2 separate regions of the Homo sapiens genome follow, and region 2 is linked to region 1. Evidence: read pairs that join two places in POLR2A ChIA-PET (ENCODE). Cell type or tissue: Panc1. All regions are shown on one strand. Links, peaks and the distances in the headings refer to the core of each region. The heading gives the core; the rest is flanking DNA.

What was found. Peaks named below come from ENCODE experiments on the same cell type or tissue, not always from the same donor. Only the 100,000 strongest peaks of a DNase experiment are listed, where the experiment ranks them.
Region 2: POLR2A ChIA-PET joins it to region 1 with 6 read pairs; 1 of 35 experiments calls an interaction of 5 or more read pairs at or near these places.

The regions. Positions count from the first base shown.
Region 1 is chr7:79,301,332-79,316,752 of GRCh38, reverse strand. The region is part of intron 1 of MAGI2 (membrane associated guanylate kinase, WW and PDZ domain containing 2); the gene reads left to right. Among named protein-coding and RNA genes, the nearest start is that of MAGI2-AS3, 140 kb to the left of the region's middle. In Panc1, for the core only: CTCF peaks have their summits at 8,135, 8,345 (motif pointing right), 9,270 and 9,474 (motif pointing right); no DNase peak of the experiment used is centred there; H3K27ac peaks cover 4,906 bases.
Region 2 is chr7:80,892,907-80,908,327 of GRCh38, reverse strand. The region is part of intron 2 of SEMA3C (semaphorin 3C); the gene reads left to right. Among named protein-coding and RNA genes, the nearest start is that of SEMA3C, 18 kb to the left of the region's middle. In Panc1, for the core only: no CTCF peak of the experiment used is centred there; a DNase peak (open chromatin) is centred at 7,357; H3K4me3 peaks cover 243 bases; H3K27ac peaks cover 4,224 bases.

The sequences.
Region 1 (15,421 bases), core at 4,631-9,630:
AATGTTAGTTACCTTCTTTCCTTACTGTGTAACCCATAATTCTGTTAAAAGAGACGGAATTGGTCTGATACAACATTAGTCTCAAAATTAGAAGAGGATGGAGGGACAGGATAAGAAAATGAATCAAGGTTATTGACCTTCCGAATAAGAAAATCAAAATCTTCTCAAGACTGAAAAAATACTGACAAACTTAGCTTCTTTGTAAGAACAAAGCTAAAAAGTTTCTTCAAATACAGAAATGCATATGTATGTGCGTATGAATATATACATATGTATACATATACATGTGCACATATATGTGTGTGTATATATATAAAATAGCATATATTTTTCAGTGGGCGACATGAAACTGTGGATATGAAACTATTTTATAAACTAGGATGCACTATTTAAATATTAATACTGGTGTTGTTATTCCTATTCTATAAAATATCATTTATTTGAAAGTGACAGAGAAAAACAAAGAGTAACTTGGAGTGGGGGGGTGGTGGTGGTAGAAATTAAAGTTTGAAATGATGATGAAATAAGAGAAAGACATTGAAAAGATGGGAAGAATTTGCCAAAAGTCAAAGTAGGAGACATCCATCTAACTACCATACATTGCCCTCAAGTCTCTTCCTTCTCAGCCTTGACCTGGCCCCCCATCCTTTTTGAATTTTGAGGCTTACGTTATATTTACATTTAATCCTCACAATTACCCTGTGTGCTGAGTGTTATGATTCTCATTTTATGGTTGAGGAAATCAAGGCTCACAGGAGTTAAATAACTTGCCCAGGGCCATGTAACTATTTAGTAGCTTCTCAGCCTTGACCTGCCTCCTACACTGGAATGGTCCAACTTAGCTCCTTTCCCACTCCTCCTTCATTTTAGAAACTCTACTACATATCTTTTGCCCATAGCAAAAATCACAGTTCCCTGTCAAATTTCAACTTTGTCTCCTCATCTCAGGTCTCCACCCAGTCTTGACTCCATTCCTGCCTCCTCTTTTCATCTCTCTGCTTTTGCCCAGAGTTACTGGACTTTATGCTCTACCACCATTAACAATATCTCCTTTCCCTCCCCCAGCCTCAATACATTCCTGTGGGCATCCTGCTTATACTTGAATGCTGCTTCAAATTAAGAAATAGATACAGGATTTATGATACAGCTGTGGTACGTTGTCATATCATTTGAACTTGTAAACATGCATCCAAATTTTACCCACCAAATTATCTAACGTTGAATATCTACTGGTGGAAATTTGGTGGGTCAGATCATTACTTTAAAAAAAACGAATTAGGCTGGGCACAGTGGCTCACACCTATAATCCTAACACTTTGGAGGGCTGAGGCGGGTGGATCACCTGAGGTCAGGAGTTCAAGACCAACCTGGCCAATGTGGTGAAACCCCGTCTCTACTAAAAATACAAAAAAAAAAAAAAAAAAAAATTAACTGGGCATGGTTGCACATGCCTGTAATCCCAGCTACTCTGGAGGCTGAGGCAGGAGAATTGCTTGAACCCAAGAGGTGTAGGTTGCAGTGAGCCGAGATCATGCCACTGCACTCTAGCTTGGAAAACAGCGAGACTTCACCTTAAAAAAAAAAAAAAGAGTTAAATCTAGTTTATACTACTGTTATGAACAAAATCGCATTTTTAAAATGATATTCGTAGAGTTGCAAATGTGAAGAATTTTGTATCACTTAGTAAACTTTGCATTGCATGTGATAGAAAATCCAGCTCAAACCAGCCTAAACAATAAGTGATTTATTATGTCACATAAGAGAGCAGTCCAGGGATTGGCTAGGCTTTGTTTAAATTTCCAGTGATATAATTAGAGCCCAGTTTGTTCATGTACATTTCATTTCCTTATCTGAGTTTCATTTTAGGGCACTTCTCTCTACCTGGCTCCAAAATTCTACCAAGAGGTCCCATAGCTAAAACTTTTCTGATTTGAGTGCATAAGAGAACAGCAAAATTTTCTTTTTCTATGTCCCAATAAAAGTCACAGTTTATCTTATGTAGTTTGATTGGTCACATGTACATCTCTAAACCTCTCACTATACTCAGGAAAATGAGCCATGTTGGTTGACTTAGAACTATCTCATCAGAAGACCAAGGACTAGGAGTGTGAGAAAAATTGATCCTCAGGAGGAAGACTGCAATGCATTTAGCAGGAAAGAGTAATGTTTCTTAAGAAAAAAATGAAACAATGAAAATCCACTAAAATCTGTCTCAAGGATAATATTCCATGACTCTACAGGGCTTAATGCGTGTGACATATATAGACTTCTGATAAGCAGTTTGAATTATATGGGTCAGAGAAATTTCCAGGTCATAGGACTTCTCTTTAAAGTAAAATAAATAGGCCAGGCACGGTGGCTTATTCCCGTAATCTCAGCACTTTGGGAGGCCAAGGCAGGTGGATCACTTGAGGTCAGGAGTTTGAGACCAGCATGGCCAACATGGTGAAACCCCGTCTCTACAAAAATACTAAAATAAGGCCAAGAAGGGTGGCTCATGCCCATAATCCCAGCATTTTGGGAGGCCAAGGCGGGCAGATCACTTGAAGTCAGGAGTTTCAGACCAGCATGGCCAACATGATGAAACCCCGTCTCTACTAAAAATATAAAAATTAGCTGGGCATGGTGGTGGGCACCTGTAATCCCAACTACTCTGGAGGCTGAGGCAGGAGAATCACTTGAACCTAGGAGGCAGAGGTTGCAGTGAGCCAAGATTGCGTCACTGCATTCCAGCCTGGGCAACAAGAGCAAGACTCCATCTAAAAATAAAATAAATACAAAAATTAGCAGGATGTGGTGGTGTGTTCCTGTAGTCTCAGCTACTCAGGAGGCTGAGGCAGAAGAATCACTTGAACCCAGGAGGTGGAGATTGCAGTTAACTGAGATAGGGCCACTGCATTCCAGCCTGGATGACAGAGTGAGACTCCATCTTAAAAAAAAAAAAAAAAAAGTAAATTAAATAATGTAAATAATGTATCTAAATTGGCTAGCACAATGAGTAGAACAAAGTATGAACATTTATCTTATTAGTAGGTTGATTTGAAGAATTTCAAAAATAAAAGTAAGGCTAACAGTTCTCTTAACATGGGCTTTTATAAACGAACAAATAGAATTGGCTCTCCTTATTATCTTTATCCTGGTTTTTGTAATCTTTTGTATCTTGTTTGAGTTTAAGTTGGCCTAAATGATACCCTTTAAGGCAACAATGCCAAAATTGAATCGATTGTATCATGTATAGTTGGAGATTAATCATTCAATTTAATTCCGTTATTCTTTCTCTCAGAGAGAGAGAGAGGGAGAGGGGAGGAAGAAGGGCGGGAGGGAGAAGAGAGAGATTGAGACAGTAAGAAACAGGAAGAGTTCTATTTATCAAGCACTCTGTTAGATCCTGGACATATAGCTGTGAACAAGGAGAGAGCCTGCAGATATGGGCCCAGCCCTAATTTTATTAAAACCAATTTTGGAAATCTAATTATAACTGGAGTTGATGCTTCAGAAAATAAAGTTTGCCTGGTTTTTGTGTATTTTTTGCATTGCCACATCAAGCTTACAAAGGCTTACAAGAAATAATAATTTTAGTAGTAGTATTCCTGTGTCCTGATAAGCCCCAAATATATTCTGTGAGCCATATAGTTTTACCTAAAACAATCTTTAAAGTAGGGAGAGGGAAAAGGAGGAAGTCTATAATTGATTGAATTTTCTCTTACATGTTTAAAATGTATTATTTAGAAAATATTCCATGTAATAAAAAATGTTGACTTCACCAAAACTCTCCCCAGGTATTTAGAAATGTTCATTTACAAAGGACTAGATAGTGTTGCATACAAGCTAAAGGGAAGAAGGCGGTGGGTGGAGGGGGAGGAGGGTGCCTGTACGGTGCAACTGCATCTTTATTGTTACTGCACCATCAGCTGCCATTTCACCTTCTGATAAGAATTAGCTAAGATTTTTATCCAGATTCGAGGAGATCCCAATACTTAGGTTTTGACAGTGCTCTTCATGCCATTCATCCATCTTTCAAGAACTATTTTTTGTATGCACACTTTGTGCCAAGCACTTCTCTGGAGCACAGTAGTTAATAAGTGAGACAAAAATTTAGGTACTTTGTATTTTGAGAGAGAGAGAGAGGAATTATAGACAATAAACAAGAGGAATAAGTAAATTCTATGTTATTAGTTATGAATTCAAAGCCAAAAAATGAGAAACAGAAGCCAGACTGTGTTGGTGAGGCTACGTTGCGGTATTACATAGAATAGACAAGCAAGACTGATTGAAGGGGTGACATTTGAGTAAAGATGGAAAATCAGTAAGTGGGCAAGTAATAAAGGTTCCCAGGGGAAGCATTTCACATAGAACAGCACTAGCAAAGATCATGATTGGGGAGTTCTGGAATAGCATGGAGGCCAGTGTTGTTGGCGCCTACTGAGACGAAGAATTGGAGGGAAACAGATCAAAGAGTAATAGTGGGTGGGGAGATCATCTAGGACTTGACATGACCTGTCTTGTCTTAACTTGTGTCCTGACATGACATGACTAGAATTGTCTCAGCTTGGATTGATTGACATGCTTCGACTTGACTTATCATAGCTTGAATTGAATTTACTTGACAAAAATTTCCATTGAAGGGCATTATAAAGGTTTGGCTTTTACTCTGAGTGAGATGGGGATCTTAGGGTTTTGAACAGATGAGTGACATGACCTTAATGTGTATTAAATAGAATCACTCCAGTTGCCTCAGGAGAAAAATATGAGAGGTTTAGACTGGGATGTTAGCAATAGAGGCAGTAAGAGGTGATATTCTGGATATACAAATTTTAAAAATAGGGACAAAGGATTTGCTAACGAACCAGATATGAAATATGACAAAAAGAGAGAAGGCAAGAATGACTTCAAGATTTTTTGTCTAAGTAGCTTGCGGTATAGAGTTGCCTTTTACTGAGATGGGAAAGGCTCTGTAAGTGTACATTAGTAGAGAAGAGAGCAAGTGGTTACAATATTGTTTTTGATAATGTTAAATTTGAGGTGTTTATTGAACATTCAATAACTGTGGGAATATGAACCTGACATTAATGAGAAATGGTCTGGCTGGAGTACATTTGGGAATCATCTGCTTGTAGATGGTACGTAAAGTTATGAGAACTGATGAAACATCAAATAAAGCAGTGAAGGGAAATAGGGGCAGGTGGTGGGAGGAGAAGGAAAGGGATGGGAAGATAAGAAGCAAAGAAGCCTACGGAGGAATGCTATTCTGATGTCCTGGAAGTCAAGTGAGGGGGATATTGAATCTGGAGCAGGCTTGTTCAACCCATGGCCCACAGCCCGCATGCAGCCCAGGACGACTTTGAATGCAGCACAACACAAATTCATAAATTTTCTTAAAACGCTATGAGAATTTTTTGGTGATTTATGTTTAGCTCATCAGCTATTATTAGTGTTAGTGTATTTTATGTGTGACCCAAGACAATTCTTCTTCCAAGGTGGCCCAGGGAAGCCAAAAGATCGGACACACCTGATTTAGAGGCATGACCTAATTCAAATACCAGTATTAGACCATGTGAGATGGGAACTCAGAATTGATCATTGGTTTTAGCAACATAGGGGTAATTGGTGATCTTTTATGAGCAGTTTTGATGGAAAAGGGAAAATTCTGATTGGAGAGAGGCCAGGAAAATATGGAAGTAGGAAAATTGAAAATAGTGATCAGAAACAATTTGTTGGGGGTGGTTTTATTGTAAAGAGATAAATAAAACTAGGACAACTGAAGAGGAGAGTGAAATGGAGAGGGGTGTGTGTGTGTGTGTGTGCATGTGTGTGTGTTTTAAAGTGAGAGAAATATGGGAATACTTCTTAATGTGATAATGATCAGAGAACAAAGAGGTAAATGTAGTACTGCTGTAGAAAGGCAAGAATTTCTGGAATCTTCAGTAGATGAGAGAATGGGTTCTGCTGGTCAGTTGAAGTGATTGGTCTCAACTAGGGTCACAATTTGCTCATAGTGATAAATTTTACTTGATATGGGGTCACAGGTACAAATGAATAGATATATGTTCTGTGGAATGTTTGGGAATTCTTTTCTGGTTGCTTCCCTTATTCCAGTGAAATAGGAAACAAGATCACCGGCTTTATTGCTAATGACTTCCTTCCCATCTGTTCTCTGCTTCACTAACTCCCTCTTTAATACTTACCCAATAATTTAGTTTATTACCCTTCTTAGGCTGAAAGCTTGGTCCCCAAATTAAATACATCAGAAATTCCTGGAGTATTTGTTAAAATGCAGATCTCTGGATCCCAGGCATATCAAATTATTTCCAGGTAGGAGAGTTCAGTAATTTGAATGTTTAGCAAGCTTTCCTGGTGATTCTGATGCACACTAAATTTTGAACACCACTTCCCTTTCCCTCTTTTGGTTGCTTCAATAATAAATGCCTTATGTTCTTTCATCCCTCCATGGATTGCTGTATCTTTAGAATACTTTCATCTGTACATAGCAGATAATTTTGTACACAAAAATGCATTCGAATATTTAACACTGATGGAGATATTTCTCTCTCTCTCTCTTTTTTTTTTTTTTTTTTTTTTTTTTTTTTTTTGAGATGGACTCTCCTCTGTCTCCCAGGCTTGAGTGCAGTAGCACGATCTCGGCTTGTTGCAACCTCCACCTCTCGGGTTCAAGCAATTCTTCTGCCTCAGCCTCCAAGTAGCTGGGATTACAGGAGTGCACTACCACACTCAGCTAATTTTTTTTCCATTCTTTCTTTCTTTTCTTTTCTTTTTTTTTTTTTTTAGGAAAAACAAGGTTTCCCTATGTTGTCCAGGCTGGTCTTGAACTCCTGATCTCAGATGATCCACCTGCCTCGGCCTCACAAAGTGCTGGGATTACAGGTGTGAGCCACTGCGCCTGACCTGATGGAGATACTTTTCTAATCATAGTCTTCCCTGATTGCATTTGAGAGGGACTAAAGTAACATTATCTTCACAGTGATGAACACAAGTATACATAAGGGATTTTTTTCTAGATATTAGATAAACATCATAAACGATGAAAGATCTGATAAGTTGAATTTTATGTCATATTTTAATCATGCCATCACAGCAGTATGCAAGCTAAATACTTATAGACAGATTATATACCGTGTCTAGTGAAACTAATTTTTTACTAGATTGTTCAGCGTTCTTCTGAACACTGTTCTCCTTCAGTGTTCTCACTGAAGTTTTCCAATAAAAGAAGTGTATGTCTCATGCTAGTATGTATGCTGAGTCTTTAAGAAATATTCAATAGCAGAAAATTGAATGGAATAACTCTACATATTTTAACGTAAAAGCACAACTCTAAATCATATCTATATTATATATAGATATAATATATATAATATCACCTTAGGAAATTTAAGGAAAGTGTAGCCAAAACAGAAACAAAAACAAAATCTCTAAACTAGTTTCCTCGTCCAACACAAATCTTGAAAGATTTATCTATATGTATTGCCTTTTATTCTTCTTCCATCCTGCATGTTATAATCTCTGGGATAATCAGAGTTTATATCACACATATTGAGACTGTTAGGTAAAAGAGAAATGCATTAGAATTGAATTAAGCTAGACAGCATAAAAAGTCTACAAAATGAAAGTGATTATTGCAAGGAAATTGTACCGCAAATATTATATATATTTGGGGATATAAACTTCAGTAATTTTAAAGGTAGAAGAGAGAACAAAGAGGATAGGTGGGAATGAAATAATTTTAACTGAGGCTTTATTTTTCTTTGTCAGTGAAAAATTTTATTTTTTAATCAGGGTAAAGTTTAAAAAAATGTTCAACTTTGAATTAATTTTGAGGTTATTAGTATTCTAGGAAATTCTCATAAATATTCTAAAGCATTTTATTCTCATTGCTGTTTCTACTATTTTCTGATTTAATTTAACCCTTATTTTCTTAAGAAAAGAAATGATTATTACTTTACAGCTGGCTTGCCTAGCCTTTGAGAGTTATTCTTCACATACTTAGTAAATGCCCAATAGAAATGAGATCAGGTAGAAATAATTCAAATTGTCCTTATTTACTTAATAATTTCTTTAAGGCATGTTCTTCTTGGTATTATGATTCCAGAAATGTTTCCAAATTACTTTAAGCAATTAGAGGTTTAGTGTTCAGCTGTCTCAATAGATATGTCCTTGTTCTTTTATTTGTTTGTGGACATGAATACCTTTCTGCCAGTTGAAGAGGGAGTTGAAATTACAGCACCAGCAGGCAATTTCTTGGACAAATTAGTATTTGGGCCACTGATGTGGAGGAAGGGAAGAATGTTTATTGCACTATTGAACTCGCTCATGCTTCCATAGCCAAAGATTGCACCAGAGGGCACTGTCCTGGGAAAACTCCAAGAGAAGCTATACACCTTCTGTTTTGAGTGACCTGTCTCTGTACTGAGAACGCATGTTGGTGTTCAGAGAGAAAGAGCAGAATCTATTTCATAAGAGCAGTGGGAATATTGAGCTACGTGTGTTGGCAACGTCAATATTTCCATGACAATGTCTTCATGAAATATAACAGTTTGTCTATTATCTATTAAAATCATTTCAATATGATTTTATAATGCTAAACACTGTTTTTCATACACACAGCATTCAATAAATATAGTAATATAATTTTATTTCACATGCCATCCTGAAGTGTATCCATTTTCTTTTATCTGACTCATAAACAGTTTCCAATCCCAGCTCCCCAAAGATAATGGGCATAACTTGAAAATCTATTTAGCCATATTTTTCTGTAGGAATGTGGAACCAAACTCAGAGATTTCTATGGTGGTTAAAGAGGAAAGACTGAACTAGCCTTACAGCCATATTTCCTTTCATATTTCAGAATAAGGCAGTTTCTAATCTTCAATTTAAAATAAGAATATACAAAAGTTGTTTCAATAAAGTGTTTACCCAGGTATTGACTGTACTGATAGTTTGACACTTTAAAGAATCACAGTAGGAAGAGACTTTGGCTTTCAAATCTCCTGTAATGTAATGTTCCGCTCCAGGCCACATTCTTTTAACCAAAAAGCTATATCTAGGTTAAGAATCTAGGATTCCAGCATTTATCTTAAACCCTCATCCAAAGTTCCTGATTATATCATATCCTCGTTATTTCTTTTTGCTGACAAAAAAGGTGAAGAAATCCAATTACATCTACTTTTTTCTTAGATAAAAGTGACAATAGAGGGAAACCATTTTCCCATAGATGATGCAGGTAGGGATGGAGGAAAAGCAGACCTGCCAGACAGCAATTTTCTCACACCCTGACACATTTTACCTTCTAGGGAAAGCCTCTGGTGAAGCCTCTCACTTAATCCATATCGTAATTCTTTACCTAGACTCCTAAGTATCACTAACTCTGGAAATAACTTCCAGATCTGGTTAGCAATTAAGAAGTTCAATTATTCTGTGACTCTTCTTAGAGTATATCTTAAAACTGTGTCCATCTGGGCCCACTAGGTGTAGCTATGATTTTACACTGCTGTTTTGAGAACAATGGCTAATAAAGCATTCATTCAAAATCACCTGGAGTAAGGCACTGCGTGGTACCACACTTGTCACTAACTCCTCAGTAACTGTCCATTTTGTTCTAAGGCAGATTGTAAGTTCCCTACCACTCCTGCTGCTCAGTGTAAGTCATTATATTTTTGTGAGATACCCTCAGAAGGAGTTTTCAGGATAAATTCATCCTGGCAGCCTCAAAATTTAAGCATAGAGCAGTAAAAATACAAAAAAGAAAAAGAAAAAGAAATTAGCCGGGTGTGGTGGCGGTCGCCTGTAATCCCAGCTACTCAGGAGGCTGAGGCAGGGGAACTGCTTGAACCAGGGAGGTGGAGGTTACAGTAAGCCAAGATCACACCACTGCACTCCAGCCTGGTGACAGAGCTAGACTCCATCTCAAAAAAAAAAAATTCTTCAGAAATCAAAGGAAAGCATTCAAAGATTTACACGTAGATTCAATTCTGACAACAGCTTCAAATACTTCATAGAATCTCAGAGTAGGTATACACAGTAAATGCTTACAATGCCACTGAAGTGTCATGGTTTGTTGTTTACATTTAGACTGACTGTTGAAAGTTTGAAATCCAGACCACTTCATAAGATTTATGCAAAAACGAAAGAAAAAAATCTGCATCATGACAAGGTAAAGTTCAACAGAGACAAATTCAAGTTGACATATTGAAGGTCAAATGCTCATCTATGCAAATATTACAGAAAGAATTTGAAAGTAAAAATGTAGATCTGTGGTTTCATGTCAAATCAAAAAAGCAGCCAGGTACATTGGTTCATACTGGTAATCCCAATATTTTGGAAGGACGAGGTGGGAGAATCACTTAAGCCGAAGAGTTTGAGATGAGCCTGGACAACATAAGAAGACCCCTATCTCTACAAATATATATATATATACACATATATATAAAATATATATGCATATAAATAATATATATACATATAAATAAAATATATATAAATATAAATAAAATATACATATACATATAAATAAAATATATATACACATATATATATACATGTATATATATATGTGTATATATATTTTAAAACCAGTTGTGGTAGCACCTGCCTGTAGTCCCTGCTACTTCAGAGTCTGAAGTGAAAGGATCTCTTGAGCCCAGAAGGTCAAGACTGCAGTGAACCATGACTGTGCCACTGCACTCCAACCTGGGCAACAGAGGAAGACACCCCCACCCTGCCTCGTCTCCAAAAAGGAAAAAAAAAAAAAAGATACTACAGGAATATGTAGTTCAATTTCCAAAGCCTTTCCTATGCCTCACCAAAGGAGTTTTAGATCTTATTTATTTACTTGTTACTTACTTACACCCGGGTTGGAGTGCCATGATCATATCTCACTGCAGCTTCAAACTCCTGGGCTCATGGGATCCTTCTGTGTTAGCCTCCCAAGCAGCTGGGACTATAGGCATGTGCCACCATGCCTGGAGAATTTATTTGTATTTTATTCTTATTTTTTGTAGAGACAGGGTCTCACTGTTTTGTCTAGGCAGGTCTCAAATTCCTGGTCAAGCAATCCTCTGCCTTGTCCTTCCAAAGTGCTGGGAGTACAGGTGTAAGCCACCGTGACCAGCCTAGATCCCTTTTTAAATAATTATTTTAGAGTAAACACTAAGATATGGAAAATGCTTAAAAATCAAAATGAGATAAGGAAGAGTTACATGGTCAAATTAGTTCTAACATAATGTAGTAATTAACATCAAAGAGATAAGAATAGATAAACATTGTGAAAGAATGAGGTATTAATACGTCAATGTTCTCCCTTTGGGATCTTCATTAGTCAGATACCACTTCAAGTGTTATACCATTATTATTTACCTCATTTAATGTGGTTAGATACTCAACAGACTCCAGAGAAGAATCAATTTTTAAATCAAAGCTTCCAATGAAGAAAACAAACAAGATCTGTTGAAGTGACTGAGCTCATACTCTGAAAACTATATACATATATATGTATGCTCTATCAATATAAAAACTTAAATATAATTTTTTGAAAAATCTGCTCTACTAGGCTGCCACTAGTCCCCCAAATTCTTTAAGAACTGACAGCTCTTAACCAAAGGGCCAAGAAAATGATAATGTAAGATAATGTTGTCTCTATCATTTAACACTCCATCTCTGCATTTTTTCTGTTGACATTTCCTCATCTGTATTTTCCCATGCTGATTTCCATCATCGCTCCATAGTGATGGGAGAATTGTTTGTAAGTACTCTGTGGAGTTACAGATCACTTCCTGCTTAGAGTCTGATCATGCACTAGACTTCCGTTACCCAGCCACATAAGCACTGTGACCTTTCCTGGTTGACACCATTAAACATTCCCTAACCACATGGCTCAGGTGTACAGGAGTGTGACTATTTAATGCATTCCTTTTCCATATCATGTGGACTCTAGGATTTGGAAATTAAGGGCTCACATTGGCTTTGCCCCACTAAGAGATGGCCATAGCACTTGAGAAGCTGAGAGGGAATTAGACCTGGTGTTTCACCATAACATCTTCCTCATTTGACATTCAGTGCTCAGCAGCAGTGTCTGGGCAGTGTAAATCTAGGGATTTCTTTTTAGCCTTAGAAACCAGAACGGAAGAGCTGGGCTCAGACTAAATCATGGAAGTTTTCAGCTTATCTACACAATCACTCTCCAGGGTTTATCACACTAGAACTAAGTATAAAGAGTAAAATGCTATGTATATCGGAGCTTTTCCAAGAATATAGCCAAATTATCTTTTCTGGGAGTTTTAGGACAGCAGATTTCAACCTTCCGTCTCCCATCACCAGAGTATCTAAGGAAGAAAAAACTGTAATATAAGGAGCAATGTTCATAAACCCCATGATTATTCATATAATACAAATACTCTATCCCGCCTCTCCCAGCTTCCACTTTGTATATGATTTGGTGACTTGATTATTGAATACCTTGAATAATTTAACATAACTCCCCATAGGTAACGGCTTTAACCTCTAGAAATCTACACACACACACACACACACACACACACAGACACACACACACACACACACATCCCAGTTGAAAATTGGCACTTTAGAAACTCACCTGCCAGTTAATTATTGCTAAAGGTCTTATTACACTATAATTTTATCACAGTTATCCTTCAGTGATAACTGGTGGTGTCAATAAAAGGGCACGAATGGAGATTCTGTCCCTCTCTCAGCCTCCTCATCTGCCAAGAAGGCCAATCTTCCGGACCAATTTTGTTGACTATCATATATACAGGATATATGAGACACACAAAAATACATATATGTACATACATATGTGTGTGTATTTGTTCTCTAAGACTGAAGGAGATATGATCTAGCAACACATTAACCACGTGTTTCAAAGTTATTTTAGATGAAACGCAAGACAAGCTAACCTTAATGTCGTTCCTAATTATATTAATCTATAAACAATATAAGGTCTTGTCTCTGGGCTATCAATTCATGATGTGACATATTAACCAGTGATAGTTACTCAGAGTAAATATTTTACAGAAAGATTAAGTGATATGGTAAACATTGTCAGAGTTCATTAATGGATTTTCATTCATTAAATCATCTGATGACAAAATCAACAAACCAATTCAAACAAACCAACCTTAAATTCTGAGCATCACTGCTAATTTGAGCTTTAAGATATATCTTCCTATTTACTAGAATTCACTATCAGAAGTATGTTTTCTAGGTTTATGCTTTAAAATAAGCTTAGATTGATGAAAACACTTTGGCACAGATGATTGTTTTCAAAGAAGCCTATAATAAACTAAATGATGTGTAACTGGCATCATTATTTTAATCTGTTAGATAAATATCCCAAGGTACTAAAGTGTTTAAAAATAATAATTTAACATTATTGAATGTATGCTTTCTACAGGAAGGGTATTTTTTAAAGTTTTTTTTTATTTCAATGGCTTTTGGGGTACAAATGTTTTTTGGTTATATGGATGGATTGTATAGTGAAGTTTGAGATTTCAGTGCATGGGTCACCTGAATAGTGTACATCGTACCCCAAATGTAGCTTTGTGTCCCTCATACCCCTTCCACCCTCTGAGTCTCCAAAGCAGGAAAGGTATTTAAAGGAAATTGTATATGGTGCTTAATTATAAATGGCAATCATAAATTATTTATCTGTGAGACTCTATCAAACTTTGCTAAGTTTGGGATTTAATGGACTCTGAAGAAATATTAGAAATATTTTTATACAGTTTATTAATGTTTAAACAGTATGACTCATGTGTAATTAAAATGGTATTGGTTAGTGACTACCAGTACATCCTCTAATATCTTTATCAAGTGTGTGCTATAGCAAAGATAAAGCTATTTTGTCAGGGAAATTAAAATAACATTCTTCAGTTGCAATGTGGTGTTTGATGTTGGGACACCCAAAAGTAGTGTAGCCATGTTTTTATCATAAGCTCATGCTGCTTCCATTGTCAAGCACTATTCTGAAAGTCTCTAATCCTCTAACCAGGCCTGCTACTGAGGACCAAAATTCTCTTTCCAAAATCTCTAACTGATTTTGTTGACCCTAAGATTACTAATCCGTAATGGCTTCCCAATGCTTACTACATGAATTTTACATCTTTTTGCATCTCCTGTGGAAAGCTCAACTGAGAAAAAGCAATATTTAGAAAAGATTGTTGAAGGCACATGGTATCCATCAACTTTAAATATATACACACACCCTGCCCCTGGCTCCAGTCATAGAAGGCTGCCCAAACCCATCAATTTATCCCCTACTGGAATCTTCAGGGTATTTCACTGTTAAGCCCTTAGCTTGTGCTGAAGGGAATAATGGAAAAAAGATATCATGTCTGCTGCTATGTTAGCTGTGAAATGCTGCTGGAGATATTATTCATTATTTCCCCTATATAAAATGTAATATGAACTTTGTCTTTTTTATTTAACACAGAGAATATTTTATTGGCCCTGAGAAGATGATATTCTAAAAAACTGAATGTCTTCCAACTTTCTTACCTGTTTTTCTTTGTATCCTAGCTCCAGAAGGATTAAAATTAATCTCAGTTATTGCTGGTTCTTATGGTTACTATATTTTACTGACTGTATTAGGCCATTCTTGCACTGCTATAAACAAATACCTGAGCCTGGGTAATTTACTTTTTAAAAAGAGTTTTAATTGGCTCATGGTTCTGCAGGCTATACAGAAAGCATAGCAGCATCTCTTTCTAGAGAGGCCTCAGGAAGTTGCCAATCATTGCAGAAGGCAAAAAGAGGAACAGGCACATCCCATGGTGAAAGCAGGAGCAAGAGAGAGAAAGCTGGGGAGAGGTGCCACACACTTTTAAATGACCAGATCTTGTAAGAATTCACTCACTATCATGAAGACAGCACCAAGCCATGAAGGGTTCACTCCCATTATCCAAACACCTTCCACCAGGCCCTATTCCAGCACTGGGGATTACAATTCAACATGAGATTTGAACAGGGACAAATATCCAAACTATATTATTCTACCCTTGGCCCTTTCAAAATCTTATGTCCTTTTCACTTGCAAAATACAATCATTCCCTCCCAATAGCTCCTCAAAGTCTTAGCTTGTTCTAGCATTAACCAAAAAGTTCAAAGTCCAAAGTCTCATCTGAGGCAAAGCAAGTCTTTCTACCTATGAGCCTGTAAAATCAAAAACAAGTTATTTACTCCCAAGATACAATGGGAGTACAGGCATTGGGTAAACATTTTTGTTCCAAAAGGGAGAAATTGGCCAAAAGAAAAGGGCTGCAGGCCTCACACAAAACTCATAGAGCAGTAATTAAATCTTCAAGCTCCAAAATAGTTTCATTTGACTCCATGTCCCACATCCAGGGCACATTGGTGCAAAGAGTGAGCTTCCAAGGCCTTGGCATCTCTGCTT
Region 2 (15,421 bases), core at 4,785-9,784, 1.6 Mb before region 1:
GCACTTCATTCATCGCTGAAATTTGATAGTGAACACAACGGGTCTGAAGATTTTAAGACAGCAGTAACAAAATTAGAAACTGAGAGTAAGGGGAGTTGAACGTCCTAGTATTCTTGCTTGACCTTCCTTGTAATTGAGTCAAGTAGAAATAATATATGTGATCACAGTTTATTTTAAATGATACAGACTATTACATGTGAAAAGACAATTCCAATGCAACTATAATTCTTAAGACAGGGATCTCTTGTTTAATGGAATTAGTGAGTAGTAGCAAAGTGGTTATAAAATTGGCTTGTATAAATATTATACAAATGATATTTTTCTATTGAATTTCGTTACATAATTAGAGTCCATGTGTAAACAAACTATTCAACAGCCTGAATTGAACAACTTTTAATAAAGAAACTTAACAGGATGATAAGGCATGCAGAAGTTTAGATATGGTATGGTGGATACGTTGGAGCCTTTTAAATAACATGTCTGCCCTTGTAGATAGATGTACGCTAGTTATCATAACTCAAGCAGAAGAAAAACCTTATGACTTAAATTACCCCTTGATTTGAAAAGAATTATCGAATAATTTAATTTGTGTCAGTTGCCAGTCAGAGCCCTAAGTATTCTCTAAACAGTCTAGTTCTGTATTCACAACTAAACATTATTACATACTAATGATGCAGTTAATAGGAAGAGATTGGAGTCTCATTGCCATTATATAGGAATCTGACATTAAATAGAACCACCCTTATAGATTGTTTATAAAAACAATCTTTCTGGCATCAAAAGCCTCCAACTTTGTTGGTCCATCCAGCCAGATTGTCGCTCCATAAATTCAGGCTCAAGGGCTTTTTCCTTTCTCCTGAACAGTAATGCTCAAAACATTCCAAGAGACCAGAACATTAAGCAGGAATAAAACAATGAGTGTATTATCATCACCAAAAGAGCATTTTGAATTTTATTAGAAGAAACCAATTAAGATGTTATTTTCAAGCAGAGGGCTTGGCATGGCTTCAGAAAGTTACTTTCCGGAGTCGGGCAGGGGTTTAGCTGGCACAGAGAGCGGATCTTTAGCTTAGAGTTTTGACAGCTTTAATGCACATGCAACTGGAATTTTTTTTCTTTAAGCTGATTCTTTTAAAAGCCATGCTTCCTGCCACTGTTTCACATAATTGCATCAATTCCATTTTCCATTAGTAGTCAAAACCTGCTGATGTGACTGGAGTTTTAAAACTTTTGTGTAAAAATCTAATTATGTACATTTTTTCAGAGGAAACTGATAATGAATATGAACTATGCAGCTGTATTTTCTATTTTGATATCTAAAGTACAGTAAGCAAAGGGTTCTATATGCTAGTATTATAACCTTTGGTTATTCATTTAATTATATTGACAACAGTGGTATAATCAATTTTCTATGATAGAAGAAAAAGCATTCAGTAAGCTTTACTTTGTGGAAGAAAAAGCAGCCCCTACCGCTTGGCTACAGAATAATGAAATATTCTGGTTTTAGGTGAAAGGAAATGCTTGCCTCTCCCCTTATATCTATAGTATTCCTTTTATAATGTTTTTATTTTCAACAGCTTGTCTGCATAGAATATTTTATAATGATCTACACTGGTATATTTCTTCTGACATCTACCTTCTACTCTTCTGATAATGTATTCAACACTTTTAATACGCATAATTATATGTAGACATTTCAGATACTACACTAGAGACTTATAAAATATACTATCTAGCAATTGATCTCTTGTATTTGTTTTCCTTTCTTCCCTCTCTTTTTTTTCTCTTCTTTTTTACTGACATGAGAAAAAGATGATCAAGCTTAGTCTGGAATTATTCATGAAATGGTGAAAGCTTCAGAGCCCAGGTGCTGATGGAATGTGTAGCAGGAATGTAGTTAAAGGTGGCCGAGAGTTAAGATGTGTCATTTATTTGTGCTATGGAGATGAAATTCAGTGCCATGAGCACTTAGATGAAATTACCTCTGCAATAACCATCTTCGGTTTCCAAATTTTACAATATTTGATAGTAAAGCATAGTTGCAACCTTTTCTAATATTGCTTCTGGGTAAAAAGAATATTAGATTTTTAATAACTAAAGATAAATTTGCTGAGGTCCCTTAATAGCATAGACATTTTTCAAGATACATACGTATCTGTATGAAGTTCCAACAATAGAAATTTTGTTCATCTTCCAGTGGAAGCAGGAAAATCTAGTTAGAATTGATTGTTGGTGAATTATGGATCGATAAGAGAAAAAAAGCTTTTAGGCCCTTTTGTAAAGCTTGTTATGTCCATCTGTCTCTCCTTCTTTTGCTCTCTACTCACCCAGCTTCCTTACAAAGAGGTTTTATTATTCAGTTAAAAAAAAAACAAAACAAAATTACATTCAATTCCATGACTCTTTTCCAGAGCCTACCTTGTACAATGCTGTGTGCTACATCTGTGGGTACAAAAAGAAGTGTGGCGTGAATTTGGTCCTCAGCAACCACCTACTCTAGTAAGTGGCATAAGCCAACCATGTAAATATTACACCAGGCAAACCCTGCTGCATACCATAAAAGAAGCATAGACACCTCACAGAAGGTGACATTTTAAAAGCAAAAATTATCTTAAACTAGTTTAGAGCATCAGCTTTAAACCCATTGTAGGCATTAATCATTTTGCTAGCAGGGATTAGCTTTATCATAGTTACAAACTGAATGGAGAGGGGAATTAAGCTGGAATGCCCGGGATGAGCTTATTGCACTTACACTTATTGCAGGAGTCTCCCGGCCTCTGGGGCAAAATGCTTTTGCTGATTTTGTTTTCTTTACCTCCAAATTCCCAACAGTGCCTGTAACTGTGCAGAGTCATTATGACTGCCTGACTGATAACTGACAAACAGGCTGACTTCTAATCGTCAAATTAAATCCAACTGCCCTGAGCATTTAAAATCCTAAACTGTCTGTGGTGGTGGTAGGGGTCTTGGTGTCTCTCTCTCTCTCTCTCTCCACCCCTCCCCCTCTCTCCCCCTCTCTCCCCCTCTCTCCCCCTCTCTCCCCCTCTCTCCCCCTCTCTCTCCCTCTCTCTCCCTATCTCTCCCTCTCTCTCCCTCTCTCTCCCTGTCTCTCCCTACCTCCCTCTTCCCACCTCCTCAAAAAAAAAAAAAAATGGCCATAATTGAGGGTTGCAGCAAAGGCATGAAAGAGGCTATTTTAAATATCAGGAGTTCAAAACAACATTACCTCAAGAAATGTCTTTCTTGACAGATTTCATACCCAGAGTTCAAAAGCTTTTTTTTTTCTCTGTGCTTTCATTTTCATCAGCAGTTTGCCACCCTATTATAGGGCCACAAGGCTTGAAGTTAGAAAGTTAGCGCTAAGATTCTGAAAATTCAGGAAAAAGAAACTGTAATTCTGAATTTTTGGAATGACTGGTAAGGTTAAACCTGAGACCCTAGGGCAGTGATTCTCAACCTTGGCTGTACGTTACCTAGAAGCTTTAAAAAATGCTGATGCCAAGGCCACACCCCAGACCAATTCAGTCACTATCTCTAGGGATGACACTAGTGTTGTAAAACTGTCCAGGTGACTTTAACCTACTGCCATATTTAGAAACCACTTCCCCCAATCCCTAAAATGCAGTTTCTGTTACACAACATGAAAGTGTCAGGGAACTCCTTTTAATAATAAAAGAGAACACTATTCAATCTAGTGTTCTAGCAGTTTTCAGGCTGCAATCGTTACTAAAAATTAAAGTTTAGCCCCCTTACTCAACAGTTGAGATTCTCAAAGCCAGGTAAATCATCATCAGTGTAGTGGTAACGCAGTTTGAGTGGCTACAACCCATTAAGAGTGAACAAATACCCTTCACTTACTCTGTGTGGAATGTGAAGATCCATTTCAAAGCCATGATTTAGAAAATTGTGTTCTATTTTCTATATCCTTTGTATTTTGAAACATAATGACATATCTGTAAGAATCTCAACAACATGAAAAGGTATTTAGGCCAGGTGTGACGGCTCATGCCTGTAATCCCAGCACTTTGGAGAGCTGAGGTGGGTGGATCACTTGAGGCCAGGAGTTCGAGACCAACCTGGCCAACATGGTGAAATCTAGTCTCTACTAAAATTACAAAAATTAGCCAGGCATGGTGGTGCACGGCTGTAGTCCCAGCTACTGGAGAGGCTGAGGCATGAGAATCACTTGAACCTAGGAGGTGGAGGTTGCAGTGAGCCGAGATCTTGCTACTGCACTCTAGCCTGGACAACAGAGCACAACTCTGTCTCAAATAAAATAAAATTAAATAGGCCTTTAGGTTACATCATCAGGCCTAACATATAGGGGATTAAATACAGGTTTGTGCAATAGATGCCCTCTGTGTCTAATGGTGGGATAATAGACTTTCTAAAAGATGAAGAAGCTATAGTGGTGGTAGGGGTAGGGGAGTGGAAGTAGAAGATAGGGAAGGCTTCCTGTCACTCACAAAAATATGTCACTTGTGGAAGTGGGAACAGGTTCTGGCTCTTTACATTTGTTTCCTTGTATATCATTTTTTTTAGCCTTTTAAATGATGTGTGATACGTAGTAGATACTTAACACACTAATGTACTGCATAATGATGTTTCCATTGAGAAGGACCACATGTATTATGGTAGTCTCATAAGATTTATTTTTAATTTTTTTGAGACAGAGTCTTGCTCTGTCACCCAGGCTGGAGTGCAGTGGCGTGATCTCAGCTCACTGCAACCTTTGCCTCCTGGGTTCAAGTGATTCTCCTGTCTCAGCCTCCTGAGTAGCTGGAAATATAGGCATGTGCCACCATGCCTGGCTAGTGCTTGTATTTTTAGTAGAGACGGGGGTTTCACCATGTTGGCCAGGCTGGTCCTGAACTCCTGACCTCAGGTGATCTGCCTGCCTCAGCCTCCCAAAGTGCTGGGATTACAGGCGTGAGCCATTGTGCCTGGCCCCATAAGATTATTATACTACATTTTTACTGTACCTTTTCTATGTTTAGATATGTTTGGATACACAAATGCCATTGTGTTACAGTTACCTACAGAATTTTGTACAGTAACGTGCTGTACAGGTTTGTACTGAGGAGCAGTAGGCTATAGCATATAGCCTAGGTGTGTAGTAAGAGATCCACCTAGGTTGGTATAAGTTAAATATATGATGTTCGCACAATGACAAAATTGCCTAATGACTCAGAACATACCTTCATTGTTAAGGGATGCGTGACTGCAAATACTTGAAAGTGAAAGAATGAATGAATTTTATCTGCATTAGGAGGGATGGGCAGAGGTAGAGCAGAAAGAACCAAAATAGTGGATCAAACCCTGTCAGGGCTCTCAGTTCCAGGATCATAAGGTGCCAGTAATTCAGCGGGCTTATGCTCTTACCGTTCTTCTTAGCACATAATCTTGGCTTAGGTCTCTGCCCTTTGTACTATAATCCTGCTGTTTTCACGTAGGCAGAAAAGCCATGGGCTAATGGCTGGCAGTTCTGTTTTGGTATACTCAACAACACACAAGGAAAAGTGTAAATACCCATGGGCCTCTAGAAATAAACCTGGGATTTCATTGAGGAATAGTGGAAACTTCACTGGAGCCTGGAAATGGGAACAAGACTGCCCCTGCTATTATGAGTTACAAATCATATATTATTTTAGTGTGATGTTGTGATATCATGACGACATGTGTTTTGGTTTTAAATGAATCATTGATGTTAGTTAGTCTTAAATACATGGATAGTTGAAAAATTGGACCATGGAAATTTATAGTTGTTTATGTGATCAATTTAATATTTGTGCTTTTTCCGGAACATAATTTTTCTTTAGCTATATGAGAGATTAACTTTGTTTTAATATGCACAGTTAGATGCTTTCATTTGCTTATAAACATAGCTACATATTTACAATTGAAAAAATTTGTAGGGAAAAAACTGTGTAACTGATAGGAGGTAGAAATAAGAAGTCTTATGGACAGGTCAGTAATAAACAGAACACAAATTGAGTACTTAGGGACTATGAAAATTGTCAGTGTTGGCTAGAAAGGATATGTCATCTTTACTTGTTCTTATTAAAACAACATGAAGCCCAGGTGCAGTGACTCACACCTGTAATCCCAACCTTTTGAGAGGCCAAGGTGGGCAGATAGCTTGAGTCCAGGAGTCCAAGACCAGCCTAGGTAACATGGTAAAATCCTTTCTCTACAAAACATACAGAAACTAGTTGAGTGCGGTGGTGCACACCTGTAGTCCCAACTACTCAGGAAGCTGAGGTAGGAGGATCACTTGAGCCTGTGAGGCAAAGAGTGCAGTGAGCTGTGATAGCGCCACTGCACTCCAGCCTGGGTGACAGCGAGACAGTCTCAAAAGCAACAACAAAAAAACCCAAACAACATGAATTGAAAAACTTTACATGGCCTTTATCAACAGCTTATAACATTCTTTGTTTTAGTGCATCAATATAATGTCTTTCATTATAGAAAAAAAGGAAAAATAACTTTTTTGTGGGAGGTATAAATTTAATACCTTATAATGTACAATATACCTAATATGGGCAAAGTCAGAGACACACATGTTACTCATTGGATGCCCTTTAGGCAAGATAAGAAAATTAGACAACTATTTTATGAAATGAAACAGCAGATGATATTCTAGGACATTGTGTATTTTTAAAATTGTAGTCACAGAAAACAAAGATACTGATTCCAAGCTTCTACCTACAACTTTACTGATTGATCTTTAATGGAAAGATACATTTTCCCTTTGAAAGAAGTGATTAAATGTAGTGTGCTTCTACTACTTAGCACTTGGCGGTAAGTTTTGCAAAGTATATAGATACAGTGAAGTAACTGACAAGTAAGAAATGCTTAGGATATAGTTGCAGGTGTAAAATATCAATATCTGATTTAGGAAACTGTAAGACTACAACTCTCTGTGTGTCAAAATGTGAGTTTCACAGCTGTGGTGCTTCCCTGGATGGAACAAAGAAAAATTGTTTTGCCTAATGGAAATTACTTCTGGACAACACTAAAATAGCCACATCAGTAAATCGTTGAATCACATAGTCAAGGATAGTTTTTATTTTTCACAGGATATTTACTTAATTTTTTGTTTTAGAATATTGTTGATAAAACCAAAATTATTAATTCTAACTAACTTGACAACTGGAAAAATTATTTGACTTTGTTATAATCTTTATGTTCCCAATTCATTTCTGGAGTTCATCCACCAAAATTAGATGCAGTAATTCGTTGTACCACCCTGTACAACAGGCAAAACTGTGACTCATTTCCTCCATCCAGTTATGCCAGAACTGTTTAGTGCAATGTACAAAATGAGGTGTTATGGCACAATATTTCCCAATTTATTTTTAAGCCATTCAGGCAATATATCCAACATCTTCTGTTCTAAGGAGCACACCTTAAAACACAAATTACATATTTTCCATACTTCATTCTTTTCTCTTTGTTATCTCAGCAGTACACAGGAAGAAAAGGTGATGGAGTATTTATAGTGTTGTACAATAAACTAGTCATGAAAGTGATTCATTTGTTATATAGAGTTACTTTTTAGTCTGTGCACGATTTACAGGCCAGTAGTGAATGGGCCCTCCCAACCTTTATCTTTGCCTTGTTCAAACCAAAATGGAAACAATTGATTCCCTTCTGCACAACCTCTGCTAGCTGAGGCAAATGTAGAAAGCCTAGGTCAGGCTCAGGAGCTGACTGCATGAGTGTGAAATCTTGCTTTACCACTTACTAGCCATGTAACTCATGGCAGTTGCCTCAACTTCCTCAACTGTTTACTAGGCTATACAATTAGGATAATATTAGTTGCTACCTGATAATATCATTGTGAATATTAAATTAGGTAATATGTGTAAAACACTTATCAAGATGTGACACACAGTAAAAACATACTAAATGTAGTTGGGCATGGTGGCTCATGCCTGTAATCCCAGCACTTTGGGAGACCAAGGTGGATGGATCACGAGGTCAGGAGATTGAGACCATCCTAGCTAACATGTTGAAACCCCGTCTCTCCTAAAAATACAAAAAATTAGCCAGGCGTGGTGGCGGGCACCTGTAGTCCCAGCTACCCGGGAGGCTGAGGCGGGAGAATGGCGTGAACCCGGGAGGTGGAGCTTGCAATGAGCTGAGATGGTGCCACTGCACTCCAGCCTGGGCAACAGAGCGAGACTCCGTCTCAAAGAAAAAAAAAAAACATACTAAATGTAAGATTATATAAAGTGAGGAAATTAAAAGATGACTAGGAATTAATGGGTATAATGTACACTATATGAGTGACAGTTATGTGAAAATCCCAGACTTCACCACTTTGCAGTCTGTCCATGTAACAAAACTGCACCTGTATCCCTTAAATTTACACAGATTTTAAAAGATAACTAGAATAGACTCCCTACCCTGAAGAAATGTATTGTCTGGGTATATTAAGAAATATTAATATAGAAGTAGAAAACTTGTCACTAGCCTAGAAAAGGATAGTCTTGGTTCATATAATATTTAAAAATGAATCAGCTGCTAACATTTAAGAATTAGACTTCAGTTGACAGTCTTTATTTCTCATTTTTTCTTGAAATGTCAGAGGATCTGGCAAGGACTGATGGGGGCTGAGAAGAGCCCTTCTTCTAGCCTGGTTTCTTTTACTAATTTATGTTACTTGCCTGACCTCAACAACATGGAGTTTTCTACTCTTGGTCTAGAGTAAAGCACAGTGACAGATAAAAAATTAATTTATATTTAAAGCAAAAGTTCTTATAAGAATGCTGTCTCCAGGGTGGTATTGATCAAGGCAGAGAAGAAAAAAAGTAGAACTGTTTATTTCAATGAAAATACAATTAGAAAAAAGTTAAAGTCATAAAACAAGGTGTATATCATATCTTTCTAACAATATGTCATATCATTTTAAAACTGAATAAAATAATGCATTTACTTTTGTCTTTGTCTACGAACATATTTGTTACGAAAAAATAAGTTGAGGCCGAGCACAGTGGCTCACACCTGTAATCCCAGCACTTTCGGAGGCCAAGATGGGCGGATTACCTGAGGTCAGGAGTTCGAGACCAGCCTGGCCAACATGGTAAAACCCTGTCTCTACTAAAAATACAAAAAGTAGCCGGGCGCAGTGGCACACGCCTGTAATCGCAGCTACTCAGGAGGCTGAGGCAGGAGAATTGCTTGAGCCCGGGCGGCGGAGGTTGCAGTGAGCCGAGATCATGCCACTGCACTTCAGCCTGGCCAACAGAGCGAGACTCTGTCTCAAACAAAAAAAATGTTGATAAAGTAGGGCACATAAGAATGTTTATTTAGTGAAGGGATTCAACAATAGCATTACTTCATTTTTATCCATTTGTGTACATAGGTGTGTATGTTGAGGTTTGTATGAAGCTACAAATCACCTATAAACCAATTTAGGCCATGTTGAAAGACTTTGGGATAGAATTCATCAAGCCACTACTATGACCAACAGTTCTCAATTTTTTTTTTTTTTTTTTGGTCAAACAAAAATTATGGACAGGCTGTGGCTACTAATAAGACAATGTGGGCTAATACTATTTTGCATAATTATTGTGAAAAAATTATTCTGTAATTTCAGTGAAAACCTATCCTACCTTTATGCAAGTATGTTTAAGGAAAGAGATTCCCTACCTGCGTGTCCTGATTCTCAATACAGAGTGATTATGGAAGCCTGATTCCCATGTCCTGTGAGCTGCAGGACTAGTGTGATTTGGTTCTGCCTATACTTTGCTAAATATTAACACAAAAAACATTGCTTGACACATGCATATTTTTATACATACAATAATTCTTATTAATACAATTACTCTGCTATATACTCATCTTTGTTTCTGTTATTATTATATATGGAATTCAGTGTTACTCATCTTCAATAAGAATTATTTCACATTTTAGTACTTAGATTTATATTTTTCTGTTGTTTGTTTGTTTGTTTTGAGACAAAATCTCGCTCTGTCACCCAGGCTGGAGTGCAGTGGCGCGATCTCGGCTCACTGCAACCTCTGTTTCCTGGGTTCAAGCGATTCTCCTGCCCCAGCCTCCCGAGTAGCTGGGACTACAGGCATGTGCCACCATGCCTGGCTAATTTTTGTATTTTTCGTCGGCACGCGGGGTTCAGCATGTTGGCCAGGCTGGTCTCAAACTCCTGACCTCAGGTGATCTGCCCACCTCAGCCTCCCAAAGTGCTAGGATTACAGGGGGTGAGCCACCATGCCTGGCTTATTTTTCTGTTTTTTAATCTACGATATATTTTAGAAAAAAGAATCTGGAATTGATCAATATAAACAGCCCCTAAATTATCTCGTTATCCTTTAGGACAATTGGCAAGAGTTTTAATAAGGCATGCCAGGCTCTAACTACAAAGAAAACAACCCTATATTTTTAAGTTTATAAACAATTTAGAAAAATAGCTTTATTATGTATTTATTCCAATGTATTTAGGATCCATTTTTCTATATTGTCTGACTGTAGTATCAATAAAGACACTTCACAACAAAGTAAACAATAAAATTTATGACTAAGCAAAGCTGAACAGTAGCTTTAATCTTTTAAATGGTAAATGAAGCCTTCTGAATTTCTATTTACTTGTTTGCTTATGCCAGTATCAAACCTTGCAGTCAATTAAACAGCCTCAAACTTTTTTTTAAGCATGTTTTCCTCATCTAGGTTATCTTTCTTCTCTTCAGTTTTTCTAATTCTTATTTCTACTATCCCTCTTCGTATCTGGGCACTATTTTCTATGTTTCCTATCATGAACATCTCCTCTCATTTTTACTTATCCTTTGCTTTTCTTCTCTGGTGTTCAAGAAGGGAGGTCAGAATTGGCCAGGGCATGTAGGCAAGTGTGGTCTGTTGACTAAAGCTTACTTAAAGCAGCTCTTTTACTACTGAATCTCTCCTGTAGTTCCCAGCCCCCAAAAGAAGGCACTACTTCCCTCTGGAGATCCACTTGTTATTCAAGGAACAAGGAAAGGATGTTGATATTTTAATGTTTTTATGGCCTTTTTCTTAGTGTTTTATGGTTTTATGTTTCTGTGTTTTTGATGGGAATTCCCAAATACAATGTTTCCACATGCTGCCTCATAACTCAGACAGCAAAAATGAATAGTTTTGTCTAGCTCTAGTTTATTTTAGATCTTTATTTTTCTAATAATTACTAAAAGGGAAATTAGAGGGAGAAGAATTGAGTAGAATTGCTAACATTCCAAAAATGTGTGCCAGTGGTTGAGTCAGGCCATGCAAGTTGCTGGCCCATCCCACAGCCCCATGCTCTCCGGCGCCTACCTGCCCCCACACCCCTGCCACACAAGTCTTGCTACCCTGCCACACACTGTCACCGGGTTTCCTTTCTTTTGAGATCGGAACACGAGACGGAGCATCAGGAGAGGGTGAAGAAATTGAGATACACAGGGAGAAAGCAGACATTGGAAGCTGGGTAAGGGCAGAAGACTTAAGGAAAGGAGAAGCCCCAAGGAAAGGAGAAGCCCCATTGAAGGGGCTTCTAGAAAAGTTGTCTCAGAAAGAAGAGAAGTTAGGATGTAGGCTAGCTGGTTCATAGCATGGCAAGGACCAGAATAGGGCCCAACAGACAATTCTGAGACAGCAAGTTGTGAAGAAACAACAACCAGGACTGATGGAGGGTCACAAGAGATCCTGTTAACTATTAGAGCTAAACAGCCTATTCCACCTGAGGTTCCAGTTAAGCATTAGGCTGATTTAGGAGGCTAAGACAACTTTTCTGTTTCCCTTTCTACGTTATCTCATATATTTAATTATCTCAAATAATTGTATATTGCATGTACCTTATCCTGCATATATCTAATGCATTCTCTTTAAAGGTAATCTGAGATATAACTTTTCTTGATAGCAGGTTTATGACTAAGGCTTAGCTAAATAACAGCATACAGTAATAGAGAAATGAGAAAGGACTCCTAGAGTTGGAGCAACTAGAGGGCAGACAACACAAGTTTTTACATAACTGTGATTTAACACAAATGGTTATATCAACTTTATTTTCCTGATTTTACTGAGGTTTGAAGCATTTTCAGTTTCTATACAATGGAATCAGTTATTGTAAATTAATGAATGAATTCCATGTTTACAGTTGTAGGGCTATTTTAAAAGACAATCATTGATTATTTTGGGGAAATCGAAAAAGCAATTTTAAAAATTCATATTGTAATATGAATTACAATATTAGATATTAATATCATGCTTAGACTACTATGGGGATATTACTAAGTACAATTGATAAGATAAACTAAACACAACTCTCATTCACATTACTGTATTATCTATATTTTCTTTTTATTTCACAATATTTCAGAAAATATTGTGAAACAAATTAAGGAGCAACTACAAATTTTATTCACAGGCCTAAATATCTGTCAGATGTTAAAGGATTATAGAAGAAAACTTTTAAAATGGATGAAATAAAGGTAATTAATTGCTATAGAATAAATTTTGCTTTAGACAGCCCTAAATTGAATCATCACCTTAATTTTTACAGATCCCAGAGATATTTTAAAAAGTAAGTAGCTGTTTGTATCTTTAACAAGATTTTTTAAGGCATTCTCCTCATTATAAAGCTCATAATTGTTTCCACCTAGATAATTAATAGATGACATGTATTCCTGAGACCCTTTTATGTTTAAATTTAATAATCTCTGCAACATTCTAATCATTCCGTGCACATGTGTAGTGTGATGTGTATATAAGGACTGAATTTGTTTTATTTTTCAAGGATTCGAATTTTTTGCAGATTTTTAACACCTTTATGAAAGTCATTTTGTTAAGTCTAGAGTCAAGAAATAATTTTTAAAAATTAAAAGATTGCTGCATCTGAACATTAGATGCAGTGAACATTGCCTTGCACTGTCAGTTTACATAGGAGAAACTAATGAGGCTGTAAAGAAATACTATCTGTTTTACTAGAATTTTTGACCAGTGAAACAAACAGCTGGAAAAACAGTGGTAGTCGGCTGGCTTCCATTTTCCATTGCTTTCTGCCCTTTACATTCAAATTTCCTCTTATTCATGACCACAGGCTCACCACACACATACTCCTTGGTTTGTTACTTTAAGCCACATGGAGATTAAGTGCCATTAGTAAAGACTAGTTTAGGAACAGTTTTAGGTGAAATAAATGGCACTTTCAAAGAGAAGGTGGATTTATGGAGTTTGTGTGTACATGCGCGTGCATGCTCACGTGTGTGTGGGGATAAATCAGTAAGGAAGAAATCAGGTGGTGATAGTTGGATGCCATTAGTGACTGGGACATGTTTTATTTTACAGTGTTATTTCTCACAGTTTAAAAGAAACATTAGAATCATCTAATCTGGCCCCTTATATTACAGCTGAGGGAGGCCCAAAGAGATGAAGAATCTTGGCTACTAGGCAGCGTAACTAGAACTTGGATATACTTATTACTTGTGCATCCATGGTGTTCCCCCATCATCACTCTCTTCTCTACCTAACCACTTAAGAAGTAAATGGAGGAATTGAGATAATGCAGTGTGAAGGATGATAAAAATAGGTTAAGAGTGGGTCCAATCAGGCATTAAAAAAAATAGTTATGAAAGGTAAATTAGGATCAGTTGCAAGAGTTTGGGGACCTAAAACAAGCAAAAATTAGTTGATTTATTAAAATATCCACTGTTTGCTCTTAGCATCCAAAGAAAAGAAGAAAAAGTAATAATGTGTAGTCATAGTCAGTCGTCTGCCTTCAAACCCCCAGTGCTAATGCATCAGACTGGGTTCAAATCCCGTTACCTTGGAAACAGCTTCTTTGGAGCAATGTGTGATTAAAAAAATTTTTTTGTAGAAACATGTGGCTATGAGTGCTACATTAAAAAAAATTCTTGTAATATTGAAAAACTAAATCATGTAAAATTTAATTCCAGTGAACATTGTATTGACATGACAATGTGAAACCATTGTGTAACACATCAAGAACTATTAATAATTCAGTTATTAGGGAGGTACAAAGATTTTATTTCCTAATTACAAATATACAGATCTAACTTACTGTGTTTTCTTTATATTCTTTAAAAATCGAGGTCTCTACATTTAAATAAGAAAAATGGTATACTCTACTTTCTTATGCACCTGCTATAATTAAAATTGTAATTACAGTATTCATGGATGAATTGGTAGTAGTATGTAGACAGTATTATCTACAAAAGAAAGCATTTGGTTGTTGTATGATAAATTGGATATTTATTTTTTAACGATGGCAAAGTAGATTGTTTATCCTTGGGAAATAGAACTAGTTTTCACAGCATTCATGTGTGTCAAGGGTTAAAATTCAAGTGAGTTGTAGAAATGGTAATTAAAGTAGAGGAATGTCTTCAGTTACCTTTCATTCATGATACAGCATGAAAACTCTCATAACGTTGTAACGTTGTTTACATTTTAAAAGTGCTTGTCTGTTTCAAAATGGCTGAAGTGTAATTTAACTGAAGTTTTTATAGGTTGGTTTTTCTTTTCCAGGAATTATGTATATACCTTGGAAATATCCTTAATGTATTCTCTGAATTATTTATGTAACCTCAGAGTCTATGTAAATCTAGGATGACATCTAACACCAAATACACAGTAGCACGTATCAATATGACCCCTCCACCCAAGCCTTCCAATATATTTCCCTTAAATAAAATAATTTAAAATTCTTCTTGAGCACCTACTGTATTTGAGGCATTGTCTTTTGTATCGAACAGACATCAGTAATTGGTAAATTTCTTTCTTGCCATGAACTTACAATCCCATAAGGAGATGATGAGAATAATAACTATATAACAGATGATATTATTAGCAATCAGTGTTGAAGGCTAGAGAGATAAAGGAAAAGGGGTGTAAAATCTTAGTTGTACCTGGAAAGAGTACAGTTTAAGAACATATGGTCAGGAAAGAAGGCAGAGAGTGTATCTGATAGAACAATGGTGTAGACATAAATTTCCCAATTTGTTCTGCCTCGAGTCTAAGACACCATGTCATGGATTTGAACAATGTTGATGGTGGAGACTCAGACAAATGGGGCTGGAGAAACCTAACCTGGCTCATGAACTGTCCAAACGATGAGACAAGTTGCCCTGACAGGGCAGTTGTTTGGAATTCAAGGTACATTAGGAGAAAAGGAGGGCTAGATAAGGAAAGCAATATAAATAAGCTAATGAAAAGGGATAAATATAACTAAAAATAAATAAAAACTCTGGGCTTCACATTTTCCACCTTTCGTCTTTTAGTCATCTGCTAATGAAGGAGCTTAAGGACAAGAGGTTTTATGAAGTTGAAGCACAACTTTAGGTTGCTCAATGTAACACAATCCCTAGCTTCTATCTTTATCAATGAAGAAAGAATAAGAAAATAAGAATAACCAATACCCTGTATTCCCTTA